2 separate regions of the Homo sapiens genome follow, and region 2 is linked to region 1. Evidence: read pairs that join two places in POLR2A ChIA-PET (ENCODE). Cell type or tissue: OCI-LY7. All regions are shown on one strand. Links, peaks and the distances in the headings refer to the core of each region. The heading gives the core; the rest is flanking DNA.

Region 1 (8,021 bases), core at 2,414-7,413:
GCACTAGTGCAAAAAAACCCCACCAAAGTATGTAGTATAGGTGTTTATATGTGACTAAGGCTTATGTATTCATATATTCTTTTGTTTACTTCTTAAAATTTATGGTTAGAAAGGCACAACTTTTATATTTTTTCCAGTTAAAAGTTTCAGAAAGCTATCATATAACGTCAAGGTATAAAAATCATGTGTGACCTTGATTTCTACAATACTTTACGTATTCAAAGTAGTTGAACCTTTATTTAGGAGGATGCTTCCTTCAAATTAAAGACTTTTGCTCAGAGAGTGCCACCATGTTTCAGTGGGAAAAGGATCAGATTAGCCTCGGGATACTTGGAAGTTATGGCAGAGGTTGCAGAGTAATTTTTCATTATTTGCTAGAACTTGGGACATCATTGGGATTGTTTTTAATCACAGGTGAAGAAACTGAGACCCCAGAGTGTTTTTTTTATCTGTGGTCTCACAGTCTAGGAAGTATCATGGAAATTAGATGGATGAGTCTAATTGAAAGTCACTGTGTGCAATAACTGGCGTGCCACTTTAGAGGGCAATTAGGAAAAACTGTAGTATGCTTATATTAAATTTTTCTGGACCTTGATTTCATCTGTCTTTGGAACTTAGAAGTTTCTTAAGGATCATGAAATTTGTCTTAGTGATTAAAAGCTAGGCTCCAGAACCCACCTATCTGTGTTTGAAACCTAGTTCCTCCCTCAGTGTTACATGACCTAGGCTAAGTTACCTAACATATCAGGGCCTCAGTTTCCTCATTTATAAGATGACCTTATTGATAGAACTTAACCTTAAAGGATTGTTGTGATGTTTTGAGAGAATATATCTGAAATGCCTCATTTGGTACCTCCTACATAAAAAGACCAAAGTTAATGTGAACTCTTGCTATGATGAATGTTACTTTATTGTACAATGCCTCAAGGCCTTGATTCGATAGCTGCATTTTTGTTTGTGTTGAAAGTATTGGACCACACATGGTAACCCAGGGACCAAGGTCTAGACTTAGCCCATGAGATGGTACTATTCCCCTCACCCTTGTCTACTAGAAAATAATTTCTCTTCTGGTAGGAAATAAGTGCTCTATCAATAGTGAAGTGCTTTTTCAGGAGTAAAGTTCAAGAAGTTAAAACCTGTGAATAGAGATCAGTGAACATTTTAGAAAATAGAAAACGACCACTCCTATTCAACAGAGTACTGGAAGGCCTAGCCAGAGCAATCAGGTAAGAGAGAAATAAAAGACATCCAAATTGGAAAAGAGGAAGTAAAATTATCTCTGTTCACTGATGGCATGATCTTATACCTAGAAAACCCAAAAGACTTTTTGGAAAGGCTCCTAGACTTGATAAACAACTTCAGTAAAGTTGTAGGATACAAAACCAGTGTACAAAATTCAGTTGCATTTCTGTACACCAGTAATGTTCAAGCTGAGAACCAAATCAGGAACTCAACCCCATTTACAACACACACACACACACACACACACACACACACACACACACACACACAAAACCTAGGTATACATTTAACCACGGAGGCGAAAGATGTCTTCTTAAGAAGAAGTTCTACAAAACACTAATGAAAGAAATTTTAATTGATACAAACAAATGGATTGGAAGCATCAATATTGTTAGTATGACCAAACTGTCCAAAGTAATCTACAGATTCGACACAATTTCTATGAAAATACCAAAGTTATTCTTCACAGAATTAAAAAAAAATCCTTAAGTTTATATGAAAACAAAAAAGACCACGAGCAACCAAAACAATCCTAACCAAAAAGAGCAAAGCTAGAGGCATCATGTTACTTGAATTCAAATTATACTACAAAGCTATAGTAACTAAAACATCATGGTACTGGTACAAAAATAGATGCATAGATCAATAGAGAAAAATAGAGAACCCAGAAATCAAGCCACATACTGCAACCAACTGATCTTTGACAAAGTGGACAAAAATAAACAATGGGGAAGTGGCACTCTATTCAACAAATGGTGCTAGGAAAATGGCTGGCTTTGTGCAGAAGAATGACACTGGACCCCTGTCTCTCACCATATACAAAAATTAAGATGGATTAAAGACTTAAATATAAGACCTGAAACTATAAAAGCCCTGGAAGGTAAAACTCTTTTGGATATTGGCCTAGACAAAGAGTTTATGGCTAATTCCCCAAAAGCAAATGCAACTAAATCAAAAATAGACAAATGGAACTTAAGTTAAAAAGCCTCTGCACAGCAAAAGAAATAATCAACAAAATAAACAGGCAATCTACAGAATGGGAGAAAACATTTGCAAATTATGCCTCTGATAATAAAGGACTAATAATATCCGGAATCCACACAGAATTCAACAAGAAAAAAAACTCCATTAAAAAGTGGACCAAGGTCATGAACAGACACTTCTGAAAAGAAGACATGTAAGTGGCCAACAAACATGAAGAAATGCTCAACATCATTAATCAGAGAAATGCAAATCAAAACCACAATGAGATATCATCTTACACATGATAATAATTGTCAGAATAGCAATTATTAAAAAGTCAAGAAACAACAGTTGTTGGTGTGGATGCAGAAAAAAGAGAATGCATGTATACTGCTCGTGGGAACAACTAGTTCAACCCCTGTGGAAAGCAGTTTGGAGATTTCTCAAGAAACTAAAAATAGAATTGCCATTCAACCCAGCAATCCCACTGCTGGGTGTCTACCCAAAGGAAGATAAATCATTCTATGAAAATGCTTGCTCTTGTGTGTTTATCGCAGCACTATTCACAATAGCAAAGTCATGGATTCAACCTAAATGTCTGTCAGCAGTTGTCTGGATAAAGAGAATGTGGTGTATACACACTGAAATACTATGCAGCCATAAAAATATGAAACTGTTGTCCTTTGCAGCAACATGGATGAAACCTGAAGGCCACTATCCTAAGTGAAATAAGTCAGAAACAGAAAATAAAATACTGCATGTTCTTATAAGTGGGAACTAAACAGTGGGTCCACATAGTCATAAACAATAGACACTGGGGGACTCCAAAAGGCAGGAGATTAGGAGGGGAATAGGGCTGAAAAATTACCTTTTGGGTACAATGATCATTTATGGGTGATGGGCTCATTAGAAGCCCAAACCCCAGCATTATGCAATATATCCGTGTAACAGTCCTGCACATGTGTACCCTGAATCTAAAATCAAATCAAATAAGTAGAAAATAAGAACAACAATCCAAGTTCATAGTAGCAGGTCTCATTCATGATCATCTTATACTTTAAAATGTCTTTCCTTCTTTTACACTCTGCTGTGTATGGCTATGCATTTTTATATGTGTGTTACTTTTGCATATATTATTTAAATGATAAAATTATGAGCCTGTAATCCCAGCACTTTGGGAGGCCGAGGTGGGCGGATCATGAGGTCAGGAGATCGAGACCATCCTGGCTAACACAGTGAAACCCCATCTCTACTAAAAATACAAAAAAATTAGCCGGGCGTGGTGGCGGGCGCCTGTAGTCCCAGCTACTCGGGAGGCTGAGGCAGGAGAACGGCGTGAACCCGGAGGCGGAGCTTGCAGTGAGCCGAGATGATGCCGCTGCACTCCAGCCTGGGTGACAGAGCGAGACTCTGTCTCAAAAAAAAAAAAAAAAAAAAAGATAAAATTATGAGATAAATTCCTTCACACCCATTTTGCAGATGAGGAAACTAAGGTTCTGAGAAACTTATCAAAGATTATATAGCTGGCCGGGCACAGTGGCTCATGCCTGTAATCCCAGCACTTTGGGAGTCCGAGGCGGGTGGATCAGTTGAGGTCAGGAGTTTGAGACCAGCCTGGCCAACATGGCAAAAACCCATCTCTACTAAAAATACAAAAATTAGCTGGGCGTGATGGTGCATGCCTGTACTCCCAGCTACCCGGGAGGCTGCGGTAGGAGAATTGCTTGAACCTGGGAGATGGAGGTTGCAGTGAGCCGAGATCATGCCACTGCACTGGAGCCTGGGTGACAGAGTGAGACTCCATCTCAAAAAAAAAAAAAAAAATTACATAGCTATAAAGTGGCTGCATGAACTCTTTCAGTTTTTGTTTTTCCCTGTTTCCAAGTCTCTATCTCTGTTTTCATCTGATTCTTCCCTTCACTGTACATGCTTTGACCTCCTTCCTTCTTACTCTTCATCTTTCTCTTCTCCCTTTGAATGTTACCATTCCCTTATTTTTCCTCATTTCCCTTATGTATAACAAAAATAACTTTCAGGATGTTACTGTCTCTCATTTTTGAATTTTTGTGCTCAATTTTAAGAGCTGATAATATATTCTCTTTTAAAATAGTTGAATAATTTCATCATTGGCAATTTCTGGCCATTGAATTGACTTGTCTCTTCTGTATATCAATGACTGGGGATAAGAAAAGCAACTTGTTATTCCAGTTTAGGAGGTGGAAGTGACTGATTGATATGGTCAAAATTGTCTTTTTTATTTATAGATATTTTGTCTTATACTAGCTGAGTGCTTTGGTCTTAACAGTTACCATTGTAGCCATCGTTTCGATTGCTTTTGTCTTCTCAGAGTGTAGTACATGCTGTAACCTGTTCTTTGGGAGCCCAGTGAGATTAGGGATGGGAGGAGGTCACAGTTCCCTCTCGGTCCCTGGGGATGGGGTGGAGGTTTCAGGCAGCTGGATTTCCAGCTTTGTGTCTGTCTCGCCATTATGAACTGGCTGTCCCTGTTGTACTTTGTCTCCACCCACACAGGAACACAGCCCTTTTCCCTTGCCTTTCTGTTTTTTTAAAATTAAGATCATGTTGGGTAAACTTTATGAAGATAATGAAGATAAGGGCAACAAAAGTTCAGAAGTTCAGAAACAAAAAAGCCTGAAATCGAATATTAGACCATGTTTTTTAAAAGTGCCTCTTCAGGATTCAGCAGCTTGTATCTGGCAGCTCATCATGGCTGGTCTCTCTGTCTCTCACTGCAGAGTACAAAAATAATGTTGAGTCTGAGTTACACAGAGCACTGCAACTTTCTCTGGCTCCTGTGCCCACACCCACTTCTGGGCCTCCTTTTGCTCATCTAGAGACCCATTAATACTTTCTCCAGGTCTTTTCACTCCTTTACCAGGCCCCACAAGGGAGGTGTGTAGGTATGCAGATTTATTTTTCCACTGAGATGAATTTCATCCTTCTCTCCCCTCCCAAAAAAGGCAGACATGGCTCTTAAATATTTTTCCATTCCTCTTTTACACATAGAATTAAAGCCAAAAATAATTATGGTAATCTCGGCTTTTTTGGTCTAGTAGATTTTAGATGAGTTGGGGTTTACTGTAACTTCGAAATAACATTTTTTAGTTCAACAATATAGATGGGTAACACAATTTTTATTTTCACAGATTACTTTTCTGAGCCTATTTGTAGAATAAGCATGGCAAATACTTAGATAAGTTTTACTTCTCCCCTCTGTGCAGGGAGCTCTTCATGTTAAATCGAATTCTCATGCACTCAAAGCGATGGATGTACTGCATAATTTTACACCTAGTGCCGTGTCAGTTGAATTTCTTATTCATCACACACCATATGAAGTGTTATTAATCTTTACTGTAAGTAGAATGACAAGTGAGCAATAAAAGCCAGGCCCTAAAAAACTACCAACGAACATACAGGAACAAATCCCCTAACAGATGCTTTAGAAAGAAGTGACAGTCAGTGAAATTTGGGTTACATGTATGTTGCATAACTGATGGGCTGCTGTGTACACCCAATATGGTTCTTGGTTTTCTTCCTCTTTAAATCACAGTGTGGGCTCCATTCTTGCCTGCTTCTCTCCCTCTTTCCCTCCCTCTTGCTCTCCCTTTCTTCCTCCCTCAGACCTCCTCCATTCCTATATCCTATTTTAAAAACATTTGTGGTTGGGAGCTGCTGGACTCTTACCTCCTTCTGCTTTCCTCTTCTGGCAAGTATCTGCAGGTGTCTGCATCTGAGTTCTCAGGTACACCCATGTTTTCCTGAACTGGGTTGAGGATAGCCTCAGAAGGTGTTGGCACAGCTCATGCTCAATGCTTCTTTCTGTTTCTTCTGCCTCTGTTACCCACCTGTGCACATCTACCACTGTTCTTGGGGTTGTTTTGATATCATTATCCAAGCCTGCTGTTTGTCCTTCCTGGGCCTTACATGCCTCCGTTTATCCTGGCCCCAGACTTGAGGTTTTATATACACTGCTTATTGTCCACCTGCTGCTAGAACAACTCAGTGTTTAGGGTAAATTGTTGTTGGTTGTTTTTTTCCCTCTGCCACCGTTGCTTATCCTACCTTCCAGTGTTACAGGGAAAATTTCCTTTGGACGTATCTTGACTGTCCGTGGTAAGAGCCATGGTGAGCTCTGGCTGCAGAGAAGCTAAGCCCAGGTGAAAACAGAAGAGCTTTGTAAAAACACTGTGGAAGGTTGACTGTGCCTATAGTTTGTTTCCATATTCTTGCATAGATGGTGATGCACATCATATGTGCACAGTGTGATACGAGATCAGACCTACTGGAGCACGCTTTGCAGCTTTCTGTTGCATCTTGTAAAGAACCAAGAAAATACAGTTTCCAGACATCCTCAGATAATCTGATGGCAAAGTAAATAAATGCTTTGTATTGATTTGTTGTTGTGTTCCATCAGTACAAACATTTTTTTTCTTCTAATAAATTGCTTTACAGCTAGGGTTTTGCCTTTTAAAGACATGTAAGTAAATGGAATGGATTTGAGAAATAGAAGTCTAAACTTCCAACTACTTGATGCCAACACTACACGATATTTTGGTGAGAGAGTAAAGGGCAGAATTTGACTTGTTACAACTTTGTTAGCTTTCTTATGGCAGTTTTTCTTAACATGATTTTTCTGATGCTTTAAAAATATTTGGTAAATGTCAGTGGCTGCTGTACAATTGCATATTCTGCTAGGTGCTCTTGAGCAAGATATTTGACGTCTCTTTGTCTTAATTTCTTTGCCCTGTTATTGTAATTTCTTACCTTCTTCATCGCGATGTTCTGATGTGTGTGATGCTGTATTATCATGTTTTGGAATAAATGTCATGTGTCCATACAAAGTATAATACAATGAACTTTTATTTTCTTTAGTATTAAGTCTTTGCTAATTTCAAATTAGTGTATATGTGCACTGAAGATGTTTAAGCTTATGAGTAATTTTTCTTAAGATCGTAGACATTGTTTTTATTTTGGAAAATGAGGTACAAGCAATTCTATCAAGAATGGAAAGTACACGGTCCAGTGAATAAAAGCCAATGGTGTTAATGTAGTTAGCAAAATGTATAGGAACCTTGATATATTAGGAACACCAAAAAATTGCATTAACAAAGGAGGCAGCACAGTTGTGAGAATGGCCCTGGATTCTGATCTTAGAAGCTTATGTGCTCCTGCATTAAGCCTTGAGTTGTTTTTTCATTTGTAAAATGAATCATTTGAACTTGATAATCTTGAAGTTCTCTTTTGTTCTGTCTTTCTAAAACCAAGTATTCACTTCCTTGCTCTTCCTTGCCAGCCTCTCCCATCAGGTCTCGGGCTTGGTCCTCTACAAGGGAATTGATACAGGTCATGGTGAGCTGACTCTCCGTGGGATTTTTATGCTGATGGAAAAACTCCAGCTTCTGACTACAGCTACCCTAATGGCTTTTTTATATTCTGTATCATGTATAAATGATACCAAATTTTTGGCCAAAGCATCTGAAAATTTAAATGATCATTCTGAAGTCAGTTGCTTTGATTTCTCTTTATGAATTGTTCCAGTGGCCTTCACAAGCCTGTCAGTTGTCAGTCTTTGGAGTTAGGAGCAGACTTTATATGTTTTGTTGTTTTCTTTCTTTGGTCTAAGAATTTTCATACTGTGAGTAGTATGAAATACCTATTGAAGATATTCTGGAGCAATTTAAAATTTACAGTGCCCTAAGATTATTTTTATGTGATGAAATACATGCAAATGTTTCTTGAGAGTGGGATTTCATTAAGATATGACACAAATACTTTCTTAATTACGACTAAGAAAT
Region 2 (6,352 bases), core at 1-5,000, 130 kb after region 1:
AAATATGTGGCTAGGGCAGTGGCTCATGCCTGTAATGCCAGCACTTTGGGAGGCCGAGGCGGGTGGATCACCTGAGGTTGGGAGTTTGAGACCAGCCTGACCAACATGGAGAAACACCATCTCTACTAAAAATACAAAAAATTAGCGAGACATGGTGGCACATGCCTGTAATCCTAGCTACTCAGGAGTCTGAGGTAGGAGAATTGCTTGAACCCGAAGGATGTTGTGAGCCGAGATCGCGCCATTGCACTCCAGCCTGGGCAAGGAGCGAAACTCCGTCTCAAAAAAAAAAAAAAAAAAAAAATGTTTCCAGTTATTCACATAGATGTTGAAAAAAGATTTAACATTAATGATGCTCCAAAGTAATGCTGTGCTTTATTACTTTATTATCAGGAAAAAATTGCTACTGTCAGTCTGTTTATACTGTAAAATCAAAACATTGATATTGTGCCGTTATATACTTGCCTTTTACCAATAATTGCCATTTTAAAATAGATGTGTTTAATTCTGTATTCTGGATTTTACTCAGAAATACTATGTCTTATCATGTGTGTCTTTCCTTAAACATGAACTACTAAAAACAATTGTTACTGTAGAAAGCATTTCAAACGTTATTCAGAAACATATATGGTTGTGACAGTTAAATGAATGATGGTTTTTAAAAAACTTTCAATTTCCCAAATTGAATAAAAAACTTTTCTAGTTAATATGTAGTATTTTAATTCAAATTGTTTCCAAAAACATAAAACATTATTAGCATTCAGTGTCTCCATTGTCTTAGAAAATGATCCTTGAAGAAATATAAGAAAACTGTAAGAGGCAAAAATAATGTATGACATATGATGTGGCCAGTTTATTTAATAGAGTTTATTTAATAGATATTTGCGTTTTTTAAAAAAATGATGCATATGACTATGCTTTTATGATATAACATTTCTAAATGGTGGGGAAAAAATTCAAGTTTCTGGCACTTGCAATTTTTGAACCAATCATCTTTACATTATTCCCTAAACAATGTCTTGCTATTGTTAAGAGACCTATGGCCTTTATTGGACAGAGTAAATTGTTTTCAAATGCAGTTGCACCTATATAATCTGACCCTACTTTATATAGCTGACTTTATTTCTCAGAACCTTTCAGCCTGCTTGTGATCAGGGTGTGTAGTGGCCTTTTGTGATTGCCTGACATCTTTTATTTATCATGTTGACATGTTGTTACTTTCTTGTGTTGTGATTCCAGTCCTCCCAAGATAGAATCTTTATTTTTTCATCTGCATTTCCTAGACTCTCTTGCTGCTAGGATATGGACATGTTGCCCATCTGCTGTACCATGCATAAAAGGGATGCAGAAGGGAGCAATGTAAGGCTGCCTGCACACAGAACAGCTGTTTGGGCAAGTGCAATGGTTAGGACTTAACGGCGTTGTGGCAGAGGCTGTGACATTTCTGGCACCACACACTTGGAGGTGGCAGCAGTGGTATTTTTACTGGAGCAGACCTAGTGTGCTTGCGCTTTGCCCCACCCATGTTGTTCCTGGCTGATTCTCTGATGTACTGAGATTTCTGAGCTGATATTTGAAAAAGTGTCTCTATCCACTTAAACTATACGGAGGGGATTCTGTTGTTTGCAGCTGATACAGTGAGATGTACTCTCTTTTCTGATCAGTAGATCTTATTTTGATGACTATGCGATACGATGTGTGGATTTTGAAGCCAAATTTTCTGTATTTATGTCCTACTCTGACACTTTGTGTAACCTGGGCAAGCTACTTAATCTGTCTCAGTTTCTTTATCTGTAAAATGGGGATTATAATATCTGCCTCATGGAGTTTCTGGGAAAGTAAAGAAGTTAATATATGTAATATTTCTTAGCTAATAGCAGTGACTACAACCTGAAGCACCCTCCTCTGTTCCTTTAGTTTATTTCAGTCATAGTTGTCTTGCAAGTCCCAGCACAAAATCCCTCTTCCAGAAAGCATTTCCATTGATCTCTCTTGTATTTGCACTTTTATTGAATCTACTTACAATCACTACCCACCCAATTTAGCACTTAATTGAGCTTAAATTTTATCATGTGGATTAATTCTCTTCTCAGTTTGATTTCAAACACATTCATTTTTAGTCACAAAATGGTGTGAGTTATGAGGGATGAAGGTAGGCAAGAATCTGACTTGAAGGAGCCCCACAGTTTACTTGGAGAGTGATCCTAATATTGAATTTTCAATAAGAATGTCTATGGGGGGTACTATTTATGAATGCTTTTATGTGCTTGGGCACTTATATTATCTGACACCCTAGTAATCTTGTGGTGATCATTGCCACTTTACCAATGAGGACAGCTGTAATTAATAATGGTTAAGGAACTTGAGGGTCACCCAGCTTCTCAGTGTCAGAATCAGCTACGTTTAACGTTGCTTTTTTTGTGATACAAAGTGGCAACTTAAATGCCAAAAGCATGTTAGGTAAGACAGTCATGGGAAATCATTGATTTTTGCAGGTCTTGAAGAATTATTCTCATTATTTTATCATGTTTCATGAAAAATGCATATTGAAATAATGCCATCTATTGATTAGTAGATAGAAACTGATTTGGTTAATTTAGGCTTGCATTTCCTTAGTGTTGGAAATGTACTTCCTCTGACTTATTCAGTGTTTGTGGTATAAAGAAAAATAGCAACAAGTACTGCTTTCCATTTGTATATACCCCTTGCATAATTGAGAGCACTTACTTGTGTGTTATTATTTGGTATTTTCTCAATTCATTGAGAAGATGGAATAGAGTATTGTGGTCACCATGTATCACATGAAAACATAATGATCACTTGCTTAAATCTCAGAGATAATTGTAACCATTGTGAGATTATCGCCTAGAACTTCTAACACTTAACCTTTAGCTAAAGGGTTTAACTGCCTGCATATTTCAAGTGCCTGTATATAGTTTACGGTTTTCAGTAAAAACTGTGGATGGACAAGATCCCCAGAAATCATCGTGGACTTAAGAGATAGATGTTGGCCAGGTGTGGTGGCTCACGCCTGTAATCCCAGCATTGTGGGAGGCTGAGGCAGGCAGATCATGAGGTCAAGAGATAAAGACCATCCTGGCCAACATGGGGGAACCCCGTCTCTACTAAAAATACAAAAATTAGCTGGGTGTGGTGGTGTGTGCCTGTAATCTCAGCTACTCAAGAGGCTGAGGCAGGAGAATCACTTGAACCCGGGAGGCGGAGGTTGCAGTGAGCCGAGATCATGCCACTGCACTCCAGCCTGGTGACAGAGTGAGACTCTGTCTGAAAAAAAAAAAAAGAGATCCCAGCACTTTGGGAGGCCGAGGCAGGCGGATCACGAGGTCAGGAGATCAAGACCATCCTGGCTAAAACGGTGAAACCCTGTCTTTACTAAAAATACAAAAAAAAAAAAAAAATTTAGCCGGGTGTGGTGGCACGCACCTGTAGTCCCAGCTACTCAGGAAGCTGAGGCAGGAGAATTGCTTGAACTCCAGGAGGTGGAGGTTGCAGTGAGCCGAGATCGCGCCACTGCACTCCAGCCTGGGCAACAGAGCAAGACTCGATCTCAAAAAATAAAAAATAAAATAAAGAGGTAGATGTTAATATTAGTATAAGGAAGTTCTGGCCTAATGTTAGAGGTGGAAACAGAGCTGACTCTTGTTAGTAAAGGTTTGGAGAAGAGGTAAAAGATGAAAGGGTGTTATGGGCTGGATGGAGATAGTGTGGAAAACACGGATGGGAATGGGGCTTATCCTGTACCAAGGTACTGCCCCACAGCTGATGTTTTCCAGTAAGAGAGGGTACGTTCCTCATTGCTTTGTACAAGAAAACTGTTACTTGTAATATAAAATAAGAATCCTGAGTTAGTATTGATTTGGGGAGGAGAGGAGTGATCAAGGGGAGAAGCCTCTGGGCTCTCCCACTTTTAGCTGGCTGCTTAGTCTTCTTCCCTTTCTCACCTTCTCAATGGTGCAACTCCTTACTTCTTTCTGTGGTACTGGATTTTCAAGCCTGTTCAACTGTTCTAGAGTTCATTTAGATAAAATGGGAATTATTGTATTTGTTCACATAAAAGCTGTGTTATATTTTAAGTGGTAAGACATTTGAGTTTCATACATGACACCCTTTCACATTTTTTATGCTATTTCGTATGACTTTATTTCAATTCCATGTTAACACTTTGGGAAGAATTCATGGGATAACTTGGCACTTTTTTTTTTTTTTCAAAGGAGACACGGAGTTGAGTGCTGTTCTGTCATGTTCTCAGTTGTCTTCTAAAATGGGGTGAATGTGATTATGCAGACTCTCCATTTTACTGAAATGATACAATTCTACAGATATGCACTGAATGTACCCTGATCTGCAGAGACACAATTACTTGAGTAATTCACGCAGAGAAACTACGTGTGCTTAAAACCGAACCATTTATTCTGTGTCTAAAAACCATGTGTTAGAGTGATATAGTTTGATTAGTTCTGAAAAGTAAGTTCTACCTTTGGTTCTCCTTTATTTATGTTAAAAAAAAAAAAAAGAGAGAGAGAGAAAAGGAGCATTGAAGAAATATCCTGAAGATACAGACACACCTCAGAGATATTGCAGAGTTGGTTCCAGAGCACCACAATAAAGCAAATATTGCAATTAAGCAAGTCACACAATTTTTTTTTGTTTCCTAGTACATATTAAACTTATGTTTATGCTCTACTGTATTCTATTAAGTGTGCAAGACCATTACATCTAAAAACAATGTATATACCTTAATTTTACAGGACTTTATTGCTAAAAAATGCTAACGATCATCTGGACTTTCAGCAAATCTTCATCTTTTTGCTTCTGGAGGGTCTGCCTTGTGTGTTGATGGCCACTGACTGATCAAGGTGGTGGTTGCTGAGGTTGGGGTGGCTGTGGCAATTTCCTAAAATGAAACAATGAAGTTTACTGCATCAGTTGACTCTTCTTTCATAAAAGATTTCTCTGTAGCATGCAATGCTATTCGATAGTGTTTTACCCACGGTGGAACTGCTTTCATGATTGGAGTCAGTCCTCTCAAACCCTGCCTCTGCATGCTCAACTACGTTCATAAAGTATTCTAAATCTTTTGTTGTTGTTTCAACAATGTCGACAGCATCTTTACCTGGAGTAGATTCCATCTAAAGAAACCATTTGCTTATCTGGAAAAAGCGACTCCTCATCTGTGAAAATTTTATCTGAGATTGAAGCAATTCCATCATGTCTTCAAGCTTTACTTCTAGTTCTAGTTCTCTTGCTATTTCCACCACATCTGCAGTTCCTTCCTCCGCTGAAGTCTTAAACACCTCCAAGTCATCCATGTGGGTGAAATCAACTTATTCCAAACTCGTGTTAATGTTGATACTTTGACCTCCTCCCATGAATCACAGGATGTTCTTAGGGTGTCTAGAATAGTGAATCCTTGCCAGAAAGTTATCAATTTACTTTGTGTACGTCCATCAAAGTAATCATTATCTATGGCAGCTATAACTGTATGAAATATATTTCTTTAATAATAATAATTGAAAATCAAAATGACTACTTATCCACGGGCTGCAGAATGGATGTGTTAGCAAATATGAAAATAATATTAATCTCCTTGTACACCTCTGTTAGTGCTTTTGGGTGACTAGGTACATTGTCAAAGTAATATTTTGCAAGGAATCTTGTGTTCTGAATAGTAGGTCTTAATAGTGAGCTTAAAATACTCCGTAAATCATGCTGTTAACAGATGTACTGTCATCCAGGCTTTGTTGTTCCATTTCTAGAGCAGACAGTAGATTTAGCATCATTCTTAAGGACCCTAGGATTTTCAGAGTTGTAAATGTGCACTGGCTTCAATTTAGAGTCACCAGCTACATTAGCCTGTAACAAGAGAGTCAGCCTGTGCTTTGAAGCCAGGCATTGACTCCTCTCTTGCTATGCAAGTCCTAGATGCCATCTTTTTCCAATACAAGGTTGTTCTGTATACACTGAAAGTCTGTTGTTTAATGTATATTCTCAACTTCATCAATGATCTTAACTAAATCTTCCAGATAACTTGCCACAGCTTTTACATCAGCTGTTGCTTTATCTTGTATTATTATGTTACAGAGACAGTTTCTGTCCTTAAACCTCATGAACCAAGCTCTAGAGCTAGCTTCAGACTTTTCTTCAGTAGCCTTATCATCTCTCTCAGCCTCATAGAATGGAAGAAAGTTGGAGACTTGCTCTGGATTAGGCCTTGGCTCAAGGGAATGTTGTGGCTGGTTTGATCACCTGTCGAGACCACTCAAACTTACTCCATATCAGCAATAAAGTTGTTTCACTTTCTTATTTGTATATTCACTGGAGTAGCACTTTT

What was found. Peaks named below come from ENCODE experiments on the same cell type or tissue, not always from the same donor. Only the 100,000 strongest peaks of a DNase experiment are listed, where the experiment ranks them.
Region 2: POLR2A ChIA-PET joins it to region 1 with 8 read pairs; 2 of 35 experiments call an interaction of 5 or more read pairs at or near these places.

What each region holds. Positions count from the first base shown.
Region 1 is chr13:74,053,976-74,061,996 of GRCh38, reverse strand. All of the region lies in intron 1 of KLF12 (KLF transcription factor 12), which reads left to right. Among named protein-coding and RNA genes, the nearest start is that of KLF12, 76 kb to the left of the region's middle. In OCI-LY7, for the core only: no CTCF peak of the experiment used is centred there; no DNase peak of the experiment used is centred there; H3K27ac peaks cover 296 bases.
Region 2 is chr13:73,924,813-73,931,164 of GRCh38, reverse strand. The region is part of intron 3 of KLF12 (KLF transcription factor 12); the gene reads left to right. Among named protein-coding and RNA genes, the nearest start is that of KLF12, 210 kb to the left of the region's middle. In OCI-LY7, for the core only: no CTCF peak of the experiment used is centred there; no DNase peak of the experiment used is centred there.